Linked DNA regions of Mus musculus: region 1 is linked to region 2. A link is a loop called in an ENCODE intact Hi-C map of the cell type or tissue named here. Cell type or tissue: left cerebral cortex. All regions are shown on one strand. Each heading gives the region's core, and the rest is flanking DNA. Links, peaks and the distances in the headings are about the cores only.

Region 1 (6,960 bases), core at 1,210-6,209, 65 kb after region 2:
AGCTTGGGGAAGGTGCTCGCTTAGGTCCTGTTGTCTTATCTGTAAGATGAGAAAGTTGGGCTGTGTGATCTCAGACGTCCCCTTGAGTTCTGTGAAATCTGTCATCTTTCCTGTTCCTTAGAGCATTTGCTGATTCATTAGGGCAGATGAGTCTCTGCCCTAAATGTGGAGACCATGCTTTGTCATCCTGTCAGAGTCTCAGAGATGTCCTCAGGCTTGAGGGCAATGCTGGGGCTTCAGGGAAGAGTGAGATGACCATTCATTATTCATTTAACAAACATTGAGTGCCTGTTCTATACTAAGAATAGACCTGGACTGGGGCATTCTGTATGTGTGAACAGGCATGGCTCATGGTCTCAGGAAACGAACACACCTAAACATGGATGATGAGAGAATATATTTTTTAAGCCAATAAGAAGACAAGGGTTTTTCTACTGGCATCCTGGGTGTGGGGCGAAGGGTGAAGTACAGAGGAGAGGTACTATGCCACAAATACCTTACGTCCCATGCTTTATTCAGCAGGTACAAATCCTGCCCCAGAATCTGAACTTCTGACACACTCAGCCCCTGGACTGACTCAACCCCACAGAAAAAGAGCCCTGTACCCCAAGTTCATAACTCCCTAGTTTGTGCCTGAGATATGGCAGCATCTTCCTACAAAAAGCCAGCAGGACATGGAGAAACAAAGAGAGTCAGGTGTCAGCCTCAAGAGCCGGGACACTGGAAGCATTGGTGTCTCCCCACCACTCCAGTCTGCGCCGTGGAAACATTAAATAATCAACTCTTCCCTCCGCACTCCCATGGGCTGCAGCACAGGAAGTAACAGCTGTCTGGTGTGGCTTTGCCCAGGCTGCAAAAGCTTCGCTGGGATATTCTACAGCCCTGGCCTCCCCTGCCCCTGCATGAAGGCATTCAGCAAGTCACCTCTATTCTGTACACAGCTGTTTGCCAAACAAAAGGACATAAATCGCCCCTGTCTGAGACTGAGGCATGCCAAGCCACAGAGTTCCCCAGCAAGCGGCAGTGGGAGGGAAGATGGAGTTAGAATGACTCTCTGAGGGGAAATTCTTATTTCAGAGGCAGCATTCAGACCTGTGAGGCTGGGAAAAGAAAAGGCTGGGAAAACAGAGCAGGAGCTGCCTCAGATGCTTGCCCAAGCTGAGCATACCCCCATGGGCCCTGATCCCAGAGTGAGTTCCTGGCGCCTGATGGTTCTGGGCTCTGGGCTCATTTTCCCAGAAGACACATTTCATTTGAATGGGAAGTGTCACAAGTTCATGTATCTGATCCCAAGCTGGCACTGTTGTCGTAGAGGGTTGTAAAATCTTTTAATATCTGCCTGGTTTGCAGATACAGGGTGTGGAGGGTAGAAGCTTATAAAACCTGTCCCTGGTTCTGATCCTATCTCTCTGCCTTCTGACTAATACTCTTCCTGTCTTTAAGCTTACTAACCAAGCTTTCCCAACCACGCTGAACTGTATCCTCTCAAACCATGAGCCAGAAAAAAATCCATTCTCACTTAGGTTATTTCCTGTTGGGTGTTTGATCACAGTGATGAGAAAAATAGCTAATCCAGAAAATTGGTTCTGAGCAGTGGGGCCATGACACTAATAAGGCTGACTATGTGCCTATTGGGCCTTAAGACCTGGTGACAAGAAGAGAACATGGAAGAGTTTGGAGCTTTAGGCTCAAGAAGTCTTAGAAGACTGTGGGTAGAGCTATCACAGTTACTGATTAGAAGAGCAAGATGCTGATTGAAACACAAACAACGAAAAGTCCAGCTCCTGAGGCTGCAGAAGTGATCAAAACTCTACCAGAACCTGGACTAGAACCAGATGCTACATCTGTCAAAGCATCTGGCTGGGTCCTACCCAGACTCTGAGCTTTCAGTGAGACTAGATTTAGAAGTAGTAGACCCTGGTTTCGAGGCAGCATAGCATTAGAGCAGTATGGCATAGTTGTGACTCACTGCAAATATAACAGATGCCGTCCTGAGGCCACTGTGAACCCCAGATGCTAGATGTGAAGGTGCAAGGATTGGCATTTGCCGAGCTAAGCCTCAGTGTTGTGTTGTTCCCATCCTTCCTTGCCAGAAATCCGTGACTTGTCTTTGGATTTCACAGAGGTTCACAATTAAGAGACTCAGAAGGGATTTTGGAATTTGGAATTTTGAGCACTGTTGGAACCATAAGCCTTTAGTGACTTTTGTGGTTGGTTATACTGAATGCATTTGGCATTTTGAAAAGGCGTTTACTGGGGGCTAGAGGTAGGATATGGTGGTCTGAGTGTGAAATGTCTCCCCCAGGCTCATATGTTTGAACACTCGGTTCCCAGCTCACGGTGCCCTTTTGGAAGATTGCAGAACCTCTTGGACTTGGGGCATAACTGGAAGACAAAGGGCTCTAAGGGCAGAACTAGTTGGTTATAGGTCCTGTCCCAATCTAAGCTCTCTGCTTCCTAATCCTCTAAGATGTGAATAAGATGTCTGAAGCTCCCAAGATCACCAGGCTGCCCGCTACCATTCCCTATTGTGGTGGACTGTGTTTCCCACAAACTGCAAGCCAAAATAAGCCCTCCCCCTCCTAAGTTGCTTCTTGTCAGGTATTTGGTCACAGTGCAAGAAAAATGACCAATATAGAGTGAATTCTAGTAGGCTTACCATCAAGTAAGATTAAAGCTATCAAAGGGCCATGCCCACTCTAAGGTATTAGCTATTTGTTTTTGCATCCATGTTTGTTACATTAAAGTCATAGTGATCTGCTGGATTATGTCCTTTTAAGCGCAGGTGATGTGTTGAACTGCCTGGGACTCAGGAAGATTTCTATAAATGTTAGCTGTTTCCATTTTTATTTTCCTACCTAAAACTGAGACACATTAGAACATTCCCTCTGCTTTCTCAGAGCAGAAGAGCTTGAGTGCGCCAATTCTGGCTTGATGTCGGATCCACCCATCAGATGAGAACTTGCTAGAATTTGCCATGGAGACATGGGAAAGAACAGGATGGGACTAGCTTGTTCCGGGGACCACCCTGTATCCTGAAGACATCCCTTCTGGATGTACAAAAGAGACACCTTGCAAGTTCAGGCATATATATATGGGAGCCAAGCAGGATCTTTTAGGGCTAGCTGTGCCCACTGCTCTGCCCACCCACAGTTTTCATGTGGCTGGGAATTTAGCTCTGCTCTATTTCCTTCCTGAAGTGTCCGCTTCAGCGGGCTTGAAGGCCAGCGGATGGGAGAATGTTCTGGGCCAGCTGTGAGCAGTCTCTCTTCTAGCGTGGATGATTCTTTCCGATGTGAATCGCATGTGTGAGGAGGGCACCCATGCCTGTCATTTCAGCAAGAATGCTCTAAGGGCAGCTTTAGGATAACGCCGCCAGCAGGAAGTTTCTGGCATGGTTCTTCTTTCCACTAGTCTTGGGTCCTGTGTGAAGTTCTGGTACATACTAATTAACATTTGATGTTGGAGTCAGATTTTCATGACTTCATTTCCACCAGCATTCATCTGTTGGCCAGAATGTAACAGACTTGTTCTTCTCGGGACATTTTTAGATGAAGACAGATTGTCTGTCAATATCCAACAGACTGGAAGGCTGTGGCCTTTATGGCTAGCAAGGAATTCTTTGAGAACATCTTGCCCACTCATTGCTGTAGTTCCAGAGTAGACCCTTTCTTTGCTTGAGGAATTCCCTTGTGGAGAGGATGGTTAGGCTGTGGCTCAGGAAGACCCTTCCAGGGTCTAGAGGAGGGGAGGGAAACAACCATGTAGGCAAAGATCTTAGAGCTATTTCTACAGGTTTGAAAAGTTCTCTTCTATCACCCAGAGGGGCAAGAGGAGTGTCTTTTAAAAGTGCTGTGTTAGGAATATATATACATATCCATAATGGAAAGGCATTTAACTTAGCATGTATAAAGCCCCAGGTTCAGGTCCTTTGACTGTGAAAGAAAGAAAGAAAGAAAGAAAGAAAGAAAGAAAGAAAGAAAGAAAGAAAGAAAGAAAGAAAGAAAGAGGAGGGGAGGAGGGGCGGGGGAGGGGCGGGGCGGGGAGGGGAGGGGAGGGGAGGGGAGGGGAGGGGAGGGGAGGGGAGGGGAGGAGAGGAGAGGAGAGGAGAGGAGAGGAGAGGAGAGGAGAGGAGAGGAGAGGAGAGGAGAGGAGAGGAGAGGAGAGGAGAGGAGAGGAGAGGAGAGGAGAGGAGAGGAGAGGAGAGGAGAAACCAGTGGTGTCTTTCTGGATTTAAATCTTTGACCTCCCACCTCTCTGGACACCCTTCTCTATCCCTGACATGAATAGATTAAAAACTCTCTTGAACAGTAAATACTCCCTGAAATGGAGACTTTGTGGTCCCCAAAGATAGGGTAAACAAATCCAGACTTAAGGCATATGAATTGGGATTTTATACAAAGAGATATCTCCAGCCCAGTCTCTCATAAGCTAGCTCAGGAGAGGCCATTCCCACCCTCTGGGTAACTTTCTATTGGAGGCTCTTACCAGCCACTCTACCATGAGACTTCTCGGAGGGACTTCCAGGGGTTCAGCCTGTCCTGATGATTTCTACAGGAATATCCGTGAAGCACAATAAGGATCACACTGTGGGAGCGCCCATTTCTAAGAATGCAGGAACCAAGGAACAGAGAGGTTAGGGATCTTCCCTTCTGCCACACAGCTTATAGATGGCTGAGACCTGCAGCCAGGCAGAATGAGCCCATAATCCCACAACACCCCAATGTCTGTGCCCCACTCCACAAGAAGCAAGATCTACAGCGCTCATGGTTCTCATGATTCTCTGCTTCTGAATCATAGCACTGGAAAGCCCAGTGGGGGCTCAGCTGTAGCTTAGGCCTCTCATCTTGCCTGGGAAGAACAGACCCAGGGAGAAGAACTGACCTGTCCACAGGCCAGTGGAAATTGAGCAGAATCAGGCACAACTCCATCCCTCCTCCCCATTTTATTTGGCTGTGCTCCGATCCTCTCATCTGAGAAAGAGCAGAGAGTGTGATTCCCAAGTCTCACGGGGCCTGCACTAGATCCAGTTTCCCCTGCTTGGTGTGCATTTTAAAATGTCCGCTGATACCTGGCTAGCGGCACTGTTTCAGACAGTTAGCTGCTATTATCAGCAGCACCTCAGCTAAAAGGAGCTTCAAACCGCTCACTTATCAACATGTCAACGCAGGCTTGATCCGAAGAAACACAACGAAAGCCCTTACTTACTAAGTCCCACTATACCAGGACCTTTGTACACATTGACTTCTTAAAACCCATGCCAGCTCTGCCCAGAGGACAGGACATGGATTGTGTCCATTCTGTAAGTGAGGGAAGTGAGGTACACTGAAACTCAGTGGCTTGAGCCGGACTTCTGCACAGCAGAAACAAGACTCAAACCCAAAGGCCTGACCTCTTCCTGTGTCCCACGTTGTTACAGTACACAGACTTACTTCTCAAAATGTGTCGCCCCGGCTGGCACCATCAGCACCACCTGGAAGCCTGATGGTGATGCAAACTCTGTCTCTGCTCCAGGCCCTGTGAATGAGAAATCTAGGCTTGGCAGGAGCACCAGGGGATTCTGAGACATGTTTGGGACTCATGACCCCTGCCCACTAGGATGCTGCCAAGTTCAGCATGAGAAAAATCTGTTCTGGCATCCACAGTGACTGCCGATGTGTCTGGGTAGTTAGAGCAGAGTGCTCTTGATTTCTGGGTCAGTACCTGGCAGCCATCCTTTGGAGGGTCTTTGTGCCGCAGCGCCATCATGGGAACACTGCTGGGTCCCTGAGTCAGCACCCTCTCCTTCTGTTTTCTTGGCACCATTCACTTTTCTAAAAGGCCTTCACAGAGCATGTTATGAGTTCTGACCAGAAAAGAAAATCACCCTCCAGCGGATGAGGGTATTTTTAATTAAATTGTGTAAGCAAGCACCGCAGAATAAAAGCAGGGTCTGCGCGTCTCATGGCCTTTCCCCTGAAGCACAGATACTTGCCGCTTCCCAGGCCTCAGCAGGGCCTCACTGACAATATCTTTACCATCTCTTCTGGCCAATTAAAAAATCCCTGCTGTTGCTATTACCTATTTTCAGCTCCCAACCAGTTCCTTTGTCTGCCAGACACTGTCTTGCTTTCCTTTAAAAAAGAAAAAAAAAAAAAAAAAAAAGATCCTGAGATGACGCAATTCATTTTGATCACAGTTGTGTAGGATGCTTCATTTCCCCGCAACACGAATTGATTGCGTGAACGGATCAGTGTTAACAAGCAATTTGATGCAAGAGTGTACTGTTCATACAGATGCAGGAGCAGCTGGCTCTCTGCCTCCAAGTCCTCCTGAGCTGTTTTCTGCAGCCCCCACTCCCCCCCCCCAAAAAAACATATAGGCATGAAGGAAGCCCAAGCAAACCCTCTATCCCCACCCCCAACCTGATTCACTGGCTGATCCATCCACAACCCTCTTGAGCAAGTCCAGACTCTTCCCCAAAGCGGTCCGATCAGTGATACCCACACACTCCAGTTCTCATCACACATTCAATCGCTTCTGCAGCTGGAGGAGGCAAGAAGTGCATGTGACCCACGTGGCTTCATCACTGCCCAGCATCAGCAATCCTCCGGGACATATCCCTGGCAGAGGTCTGGGGTCAATTCCAGATCATCTTGACAGAGAATACTAAGAGATTCCAGGTCCCTGGGTGAAGTTTTCAAGGGTTGTTGAGCTTCTTCTCCAGCTTACCTTCAACAGCACCTGAGCCTGCTTCTTCCAACTGGTTTTTTACTCACTCATCTAATCATCTTACAAAGGTTATGGCTTCATGTATACTCTAGAGAAGCAGAGCTGAGAAACAACATGTTCTAACCACGCGAGGAAGTTTTAAAGTAGACTGAAGACAAGTCCGGAAAACGATGGAAGCTATGGAGACCACAGACCTTCAAGGTTGGAGTCAGACAGCATGAAGGCAAGACTGCAAGAAGGAGTCAGGAG
Region 2 (6,960 bases), core at 979-5,978:
CTCATACCCGCTTCACCGGAGCCGCCGCTTCAGCACCACGGTCAGCTCCTGGCGCAGCCCCAACCTGCACCCAGCAGCAGGGTTCAGACTCCTCAGTCGCCCCACCAGCACCCGGTGGCACCCGGGGCCATAGCTGACAAGGAGAAGGAGCGTCCCTCGAGTTGTTGTGCTGCCGCGGGAGCCCTGCTTCAACACGCATCCCCCGCCGCCCTCGGCAAGGGCGTCCTGAGCAGGAGACCCGAGTGAGTGGGGACAAGGAGGTGGGAGAAGCAAGTGGGTGTGAGGAAATGGGAAATCTGTGTGTAAGAGTGAAGGACTTGAGCACTGTGAAGTGAAGCGGGCAAAAATGCCTTGGGTAAAAAAATGTGTCAAGGAGAGTCCCGCAAAGGAGGGCTTGAGATCCGCGTTGGAAGGTCTGTGGTGGTTGGAGCCAAAGGAAGTATTTGGACCATCTTTGGAGCAAAAAATGAGAGGAATGGGCTTTAACTGGTTGGGGATAATGATAACTTCCAGAAATTAAGGGAGATAAAATTGGGAGGAAGTTGGGGGCAAAAAAATTAAGCCAAAGCAGGGGACCATTGAAGGATTTAAGCTAGGAAAAATTCGGAAGTGAGTTTGCATAGTACAACTGTTTAAATAAAGAGTGAGACACCAAAACAGACTTGATCAGGAAGTTTAAGCGCTTTATAGGGGCTGGGGTCCAGCAGCAAGGATTAGAGTGGGTAGGATAAAGCAAAGGACAGGAGGTGGGGGGGGAACGGGAACAGGCAGGGGAGCTGGATACAGGAAGATGAATGGTGGGAGACAGCGCTGCCCAGGGGAAGGAGCTGGCTCTTTATCTGATGCAGTGGGAGTCAGAGCCAGGAGTGGCTCACTTGGGAAAGCTTTCTCCCTTCTGACCCAAGTGAACATCTTTATGCTGAGCCTCTATAGTGCCAAGGCATACGCAGAAACAACCCTCCAGACTCCTGGATGTCTCTGTTTCAGCTTGAGGACTCACCTGGCTGGAGCTCTCCACTGACTCAGAAGCTTATCTGGGTTCAAATCATGGGAAGAGAACAATGAGATCAGAGACAGCTGGAAAGCAGTTTCTTGAATGTAATGCCTCTATAAATCTCTGTGGTGGCCTCTTATGGCAAGCCTTGTTTCCCTTTGGTTATTAGGAAACCTCATCTTGGATTCCAGGAGAAATATTAATTGTCCCCACGCAGAGTCTAGGGCCTCAAGATTTCTTTTCACTTGTGAGGTCCATGGTATAGGAATGTGGGAGGATGAGATAAAGGGGGCTGGAACGTTTTCTCCTCTGTATTGAAAGAGCCTGGCGATGCTGTCAGTATTGCTTCTTTTTAGACAGGCGAGAGAAGAACAGCCCCGTGGCAATCAGTACCTGGTTAGCAGTGGCCTTCATGGTGTGATGCTACAGGAGAGGGAGGGGCAAGTGAGGAGAGCCGCCGAGTGCCTCATCTCTATTTGCATGTGCTTTATGTCTGGAAGACACTTGTGAAGACTGGCTGCATCACTTAAAAGCTCACCTCTTCTCTGCCCCCTACCTCACTTTCCTCTCCCATCAAAGTGGAGTTTAAAAGGTGAAGTAGGCATGCTTGATCACAGGGTAGGTTTGGACAGAAGCACAGAAGCTCAGGGATGACCTGGCTTGATAGACCTGAAGCATCTGATTCAAGACCCAAAAAAATCCTCCGTGGCCTATTTGTCTTTCAGTTTTATGGCTGTCTTTTTTTTCCCCCCTTGGTCTGAAAACCAGAGAGTTGGGTTTTCCTCAATGTCCACAACTCAGCTAAAGGCAACATTCTTCCACGATATTATATAGCCTTTTCCCCCAACAGAGGGAACAATTCCACCCCACTACCATGGGGGCAGCCATAGAGGCCTGACACTTAGAATTCTTCACTTGAATTCTCTCCTCATTATATCTGGTATCCTCTTTCTCTCCTATTACAGCCTCAGTGTCTTTGCAACTTGTTGGGAAGCTGTGATTGATAAGAATTGATGACTGATCTTGTTCTTGGAGAAAGACTTCTCTGTGGCCCCCAAAGGGTCCCAGAGAGCCCATGCCTTCTATACAGATGTTCCTGCTAGGAGTCCAGAGGTTGAGGAATCACCTGGATTCCTCTCGGGCCTCACATGTCAATACCATGTGACATCCTTGAACTCTGTCTTCCCTACCCTGTTTCTGCTTCCCATGGACCAAAAATAAGAACCAACCAGCATGGTGGAAGGCAATGGAAGATGCTGTGAACATGTTACTAGGCACTAAGGGGTTTATCGTAACATTAGCTTCTCTGGAGTCTCCAGCCTTTTTCAGGCCTAGATACCCAGAAACATCAAGAGTGAGCACATAGTTACCTTACTTCCCTTCAACTTTCTTCCCTTCTTTGTGAAGTAAAGCACACCTCGGATGGCTGGAGGTCCCTGGAATGATATTTCTCTCCCATGTTTTTGCCTGACTTCAAGCAACATCTCCCCCATAGAACTCAGGAGTGAATCACTGTGGCTCATTAATTTAGCTCACTCTGTCCTCTACCCATGGCCTCATGGATGTTTATCCTTTGGGAATTCCTTAGCCCATGGGGCAAGGATAGATGGATCCAGCAGGTAGAGAGAGACCTCCATGTATAGGGTGAAGGAAGGGACCAGGACCAGCAGCCAGTGCCCCTGAGCCCCACCTGGACCAGTGCCCCTGAGCCCCACCTGGTCCTATCCCATGCTTCTGCTAAGTCAGTTCCCTATTGTGCAGAGAGGGAAGAGATGGAACAGGAAGGTCTTCAGATCACAAGTTTCCTGCAAAGCTTTGCTTATTCCTCTCTGTCCTCATTACAAAAGGAGAATGTAGGTCTATATAGGTGACTACAGATGGGTAAACACTGTTAGATACCGTACACACACACACACACACACACACACACACACACACACACACACACACACACACATTGCCAGCCACACAGTCGGCTCTCTCCTTCAAGTCCTCTTCTTTCCCAACTCTGGGAAGGAGCACAGGAGCTCAGGAGCTGAGAAATGATAGATCATTTAGTGGCCATCTGATAGGGATTAGTGTGCAGCCTGGCCTCTCTCCCTCCTTCAGCTGGGGGACACACAAAGGAGTTGGCCTTGGGATCCAAGCTAAGAAAGCAGCAGTGTGGAGGCGGGTGAGTACAGCCATATTACAGAAGCCCTAGGGGTTAGCGTCCTTTCTCTGCCTGCTTCCCGCTCCTGCTAGCGCAAGCCCCAATGTTTATGCTATTTAATGGAAGCAGCAAGCATAGCTTCTTCCTCTTTGTTTTTTTTTTCCAATCAAGGCTCACAGCATCTACGGAATTGATTATTATCTTTTTCCTGGCTGGAGCCAGGTCTCAGCCTGACCTGGAAAAGACCCCTTGCTATAGAAGCTGCCTTTGTGACCATGGCTTCCATTACAGCATATTTGCCCACCTACTCAATCACTGCTTAGTTAGGATCCCAGGGCTTCTCTGTGTCCCCAGCCCCAGAAGCAGGTGATTAATCACATCGAGGTAAGGTTTGGGCGTCATGCTTCAAATTCACCATTTTCTCTGTACTTCCTGACTCAGTGTGGAAGTCTAAGTGCCCTTAGTACTTACTATGGCTTCGACTTTTCCTCCCTTACCCTCCTGGAGCATCCTTCCCTCCTTCATTACTTTCCTCCTTCTCGTCTTTCCCCCCTCTTTTCTTGAATGTTCCCCCCCCCTTGTTTTTCTCCTAATAAAGATCATGCCCATGGCTTTGAACATGCTAAGCACATGTTCTAGCACTGAGCTCCACCCCCTAGCACCACATGAAACACATCTTCAGTCATCTCTAGAGTTCTTTAGCATCATACTGCCCAGGGCCTGGGGACAGCGCAATGATTTATGCAGATGCCTTTTAGCGGGAGTTGACTAGGATGCTGACTGGAGCAGATATCTCTACTGTTGAGTGAGGGTGGTCTTCCTGAAGGTGGCAAGTGTCTGACTGGCTCACCCTGAAAGCTCTCCAGAGTGTGGAGTTCTATCAGTGAGCTAAATGTATCAGGTGTTCTGTCTCTTTAAAAGCCTGAATTCTGCGCTGTGGAAAGACAGGAAGGAAGGAAGTGGGCCTTACATGACATATAACAAGGCACATCTAGAAATGTTTAAGCAAGTGTAAGCATACTGCAGCCGTCTAGAGCCATCTACTCTCTGAATATTATAGAGTAAAAAGAATGGGCATACGCAGAGATTTGGAACCAGAGGGAAGGGTTTCTTGGCTAGAGGTGAGGGCTTGTGTCAGAAAATAGTAAGAGCCAAAGATAGCCAGAAATGAAACTGTCTATCAGATTCAGTCCTGGGATACATCTGTGTTACACGCAGACATCACTCCTCTCTCTGACAGAGCGTCCCTGCCTGAGTCATGTCAGTGGGTAGGGGCAGTCTCAGCATGTCTTGAGCCTAGACATGCCTTGTTGCCATAGCTCACTCCTCTCCTGTCCATTTGCTGCCATCACTAGCCAGAGGATTCCAAACACACTAGTTAGAAAGTGGGGTCCGAGGAAGGCTCACTTGAGGAGGGAGTGAAACCTTTTATTCACTCCTGGAATCTGATAAAGAGCAGATTTACAAAATTTGCATGCCAGACCTTTGCAAAGGTCCAGACCAAACCTCCTTCTGCCCCCTTTAATTCAGAAACAAACAAACAACAACACCCCCACAGCTTTTGAGGCTCAAGCCATTCCCCAGCCCATGCATCCATCTTCCTTCCCCCCCCCCATCTCTTCCCACATTGTGTGGGCAACACCACAGGGCCCCACAGAACCATCCTGGCACAGGTCCCTCTTGGCCCCAACCCAAGAAAGAGGCACAGCAGTTGGTACTGCTGATTCAGCAAGTATCTGTGCAGCCTGAATTCCAAAGGTTGCTTCCAGGGGAGGAGAGGGAGAGAGACTGGGTTAGGGATGGGTGGGAAGGGAAGGAGAGGGGTTGTGGTATGAAAAAGAAAAGCAAGCTAGGACCCATAGCTGGGAGCAAGGTCTCTAAGGAAACCCAGCTTGAGTTTAAACCCCATGTAAAGATTTTTACCCTAACTTCTCTTATTGGGAAGCCAGAGCATCCCGCCTCCCCCCCACAGGGGTCCAGACATAAACTTCATGGTCCAGGACCCAGTACGGCAGGGCAGCAGCTTCGTAAGAGGTTCTAGGGACACTCATCACACTGGCAGGTTCTCAACTGGGATAATTCTGGCAGGCTTCCAAGCTCAGGACACTGCAGCAACTTTCTGCTTCACTCTGGAAAAGCACCAAGTACTGGTCTCTATAGAAGCTGCAAAGGGCTTCTCGTTTCTGTGTAGGGAGGGGATATCTGGGTGTCAGTTCTGGTTCTGAAAGCCTTCTCAGAAAGAAAAAGATAGGAGTGCAGTGAGGAGACAAGCTGGAGCTCTTGGCTGGAAAGCTGGGGAGCCACCGAAGCCCAGAACGCTTAGGGTCTAAGCATCTGAGAACCTGGGATCTCAGAGGCACACACAGGTCTGGGGTACCTCACCTCATCCCACTTTCTTCTTCCAGTTCTTAAGAACTCCAAACTGTTACTTACTTAGCACTGTTCTGGGCTCTCACTAAGCACTTAATACATCACGGTATTTCAATGTATGAAGACCAAGGAAGGATGAATGCATCATCTAGTCTCAGATAACATCAATAGACCAGAATCCACACTTAGGTTCCTTCTGGTCTATTAGGTCACCTTTGGACATGTGCGCCTTGTTCTTTTATTCTTCTAACACCAGACAACACGCACCCAGTGTATTTCAGAGCTGTGACTGTCAGCTCGACCTTGTCAAGCAGCCGGGCAGGACAAAGCCACCGTGGCCTGTGATCTCTATGAGATGTGACAACTTCACAGCTCAAAAATGCATCTTCTGCCAGCTGCAAGCTCTCCTGCAGCACTTTAAGATCATCTGCCCTTCTCTTAAGATATCAAAGACATGTGGGTTGTCACCATGCCCTCTGGTGAGAAGGAACTCTGCCACTTTTCCTAAAATGGGAAGCCACAGTCTCCTCAAGGGAAAGACAAAGTGACCTGCCAGGGAGAACAGTGATCCGTGAGGACAGGACCTGGGAAATGCCTTCCATGTTCAGAACAAAGCAGGATCAGTGTGTCCTTTCTGCAGACGGCTCCTACTGGGGACGGAGGGTAGACCTTCACTATGGAACCCCCACAGAGGTGGAGAGAAAGAAGGAAGAGGCCAAAAAGACAAGAGGCCCTTATGACACTAAATGATGTGAGGGAACTGTGGGGACCCTAATATCTCTGGTCTTATAGATCTAAAGGTTAGAAGACTGCTCTCGGATAGTTTCTTAAATGAGATACTTCTAGAAAAAAGAAAACACATGAAAGATTATTCTCAGATTCTCACAGGCGTCTGTGGCTACAAAGCCCCTAATGACGCGTGTGTGTGTGTGTGTGTGTGTGTGTGTGTGTGTGTGTGTGTGTGTGTGTGTGTGTGTGTTGGGATTCTGGGTGCTCTGGGAACAGGCTGTTTTGTTGTTGTTCTTTGCTGGGATCAGGAGGGTTATGTAACTAAGGCCAATGCTGTGCTGCTGCGTGGTACCTGTCCCTCCCCCATGGCAGGCTGCTGTGGACAGAGGGTGTACAGAGTCCCTTCCTTGAGAAGGGCCCGAGCTTTGTGTTGCCATCAGGTTATTTCATCTTGTCCAGAGCTACAAGGACTCAAGGACTTCATGGGGCCCTCTGGGGAATCAAGCAAATGTCAGCGCTAGAAGCACATTTTAAGGCCACCCAGTCCAGGCTTCTTCCACGAGGGAGAAAATGAAAAGCAGAGGGGAAGTGTCTGCTGCTCCTAAACTAGTTAGTCCCAGGGATGGGTTTAGAGCTCACTCTTTTTTCCCCCACTAATTTATTTATTAATTAACCTTACATCCCAATTGCAGCTCCCCTCTCTCCTGCAAGTTCC

The links. Hi-C counts contacts between places; a loop is a spot of excess contacts. Peaks named below come from ENCODE experiments on the same cell type or tissue, not always from the same donor. Only the 100,000 strongest peaks of a DNase experiment are listed, where the experiment ranks them.
Region 1: it touches region 2 in a loop (2.2-fold over the local background); 4 of 42 quality-filtered maps call a loop at or near these places.

Annotation. Positions count from the first base shown.
Region 1 is chr6:121,401,825-121,408,784 of GRCm38, reverse strand. The region is part of intron 5 of Iqsec3 (IQ motif and Sec7 domain 3); the gene reads left to right. Among named protein-coding and RNA genes, the nearest start is that of Slc6a12, 63 kb to the right of the region's middle. In left cerebral cortex, for the core only: no CTCF peak of the experiment used is centred there; DNase peaks (open chromatin) are centred at 3,088, 5,666 and 6,067; H3K27ac peaks cover 570 bases.
Region 2 is chr6:121,466,307-121,473,266 of GRCm38, reverse strand. It overlaps Iqsec3 (IQ motif and Sec7 domain 3), which reads left to right. Exons shown (of 14, transcript NM_001033354.3): 1 at 1-242. Among named protein-coding and RNA genes, the nearest start is that of Iqsec3, 3.9 kb to the left of the region's middle. In left cerebral cortex, for the core only: no CTCF peak of the experiment used is centred there; DNase peaks (open chromatin) are centred at 4,048, 4,333, 4,832, 5,296 and 1 more place; H3K4me3 peaks cover 816 bases; H3K27ac peaks cover 380 bases.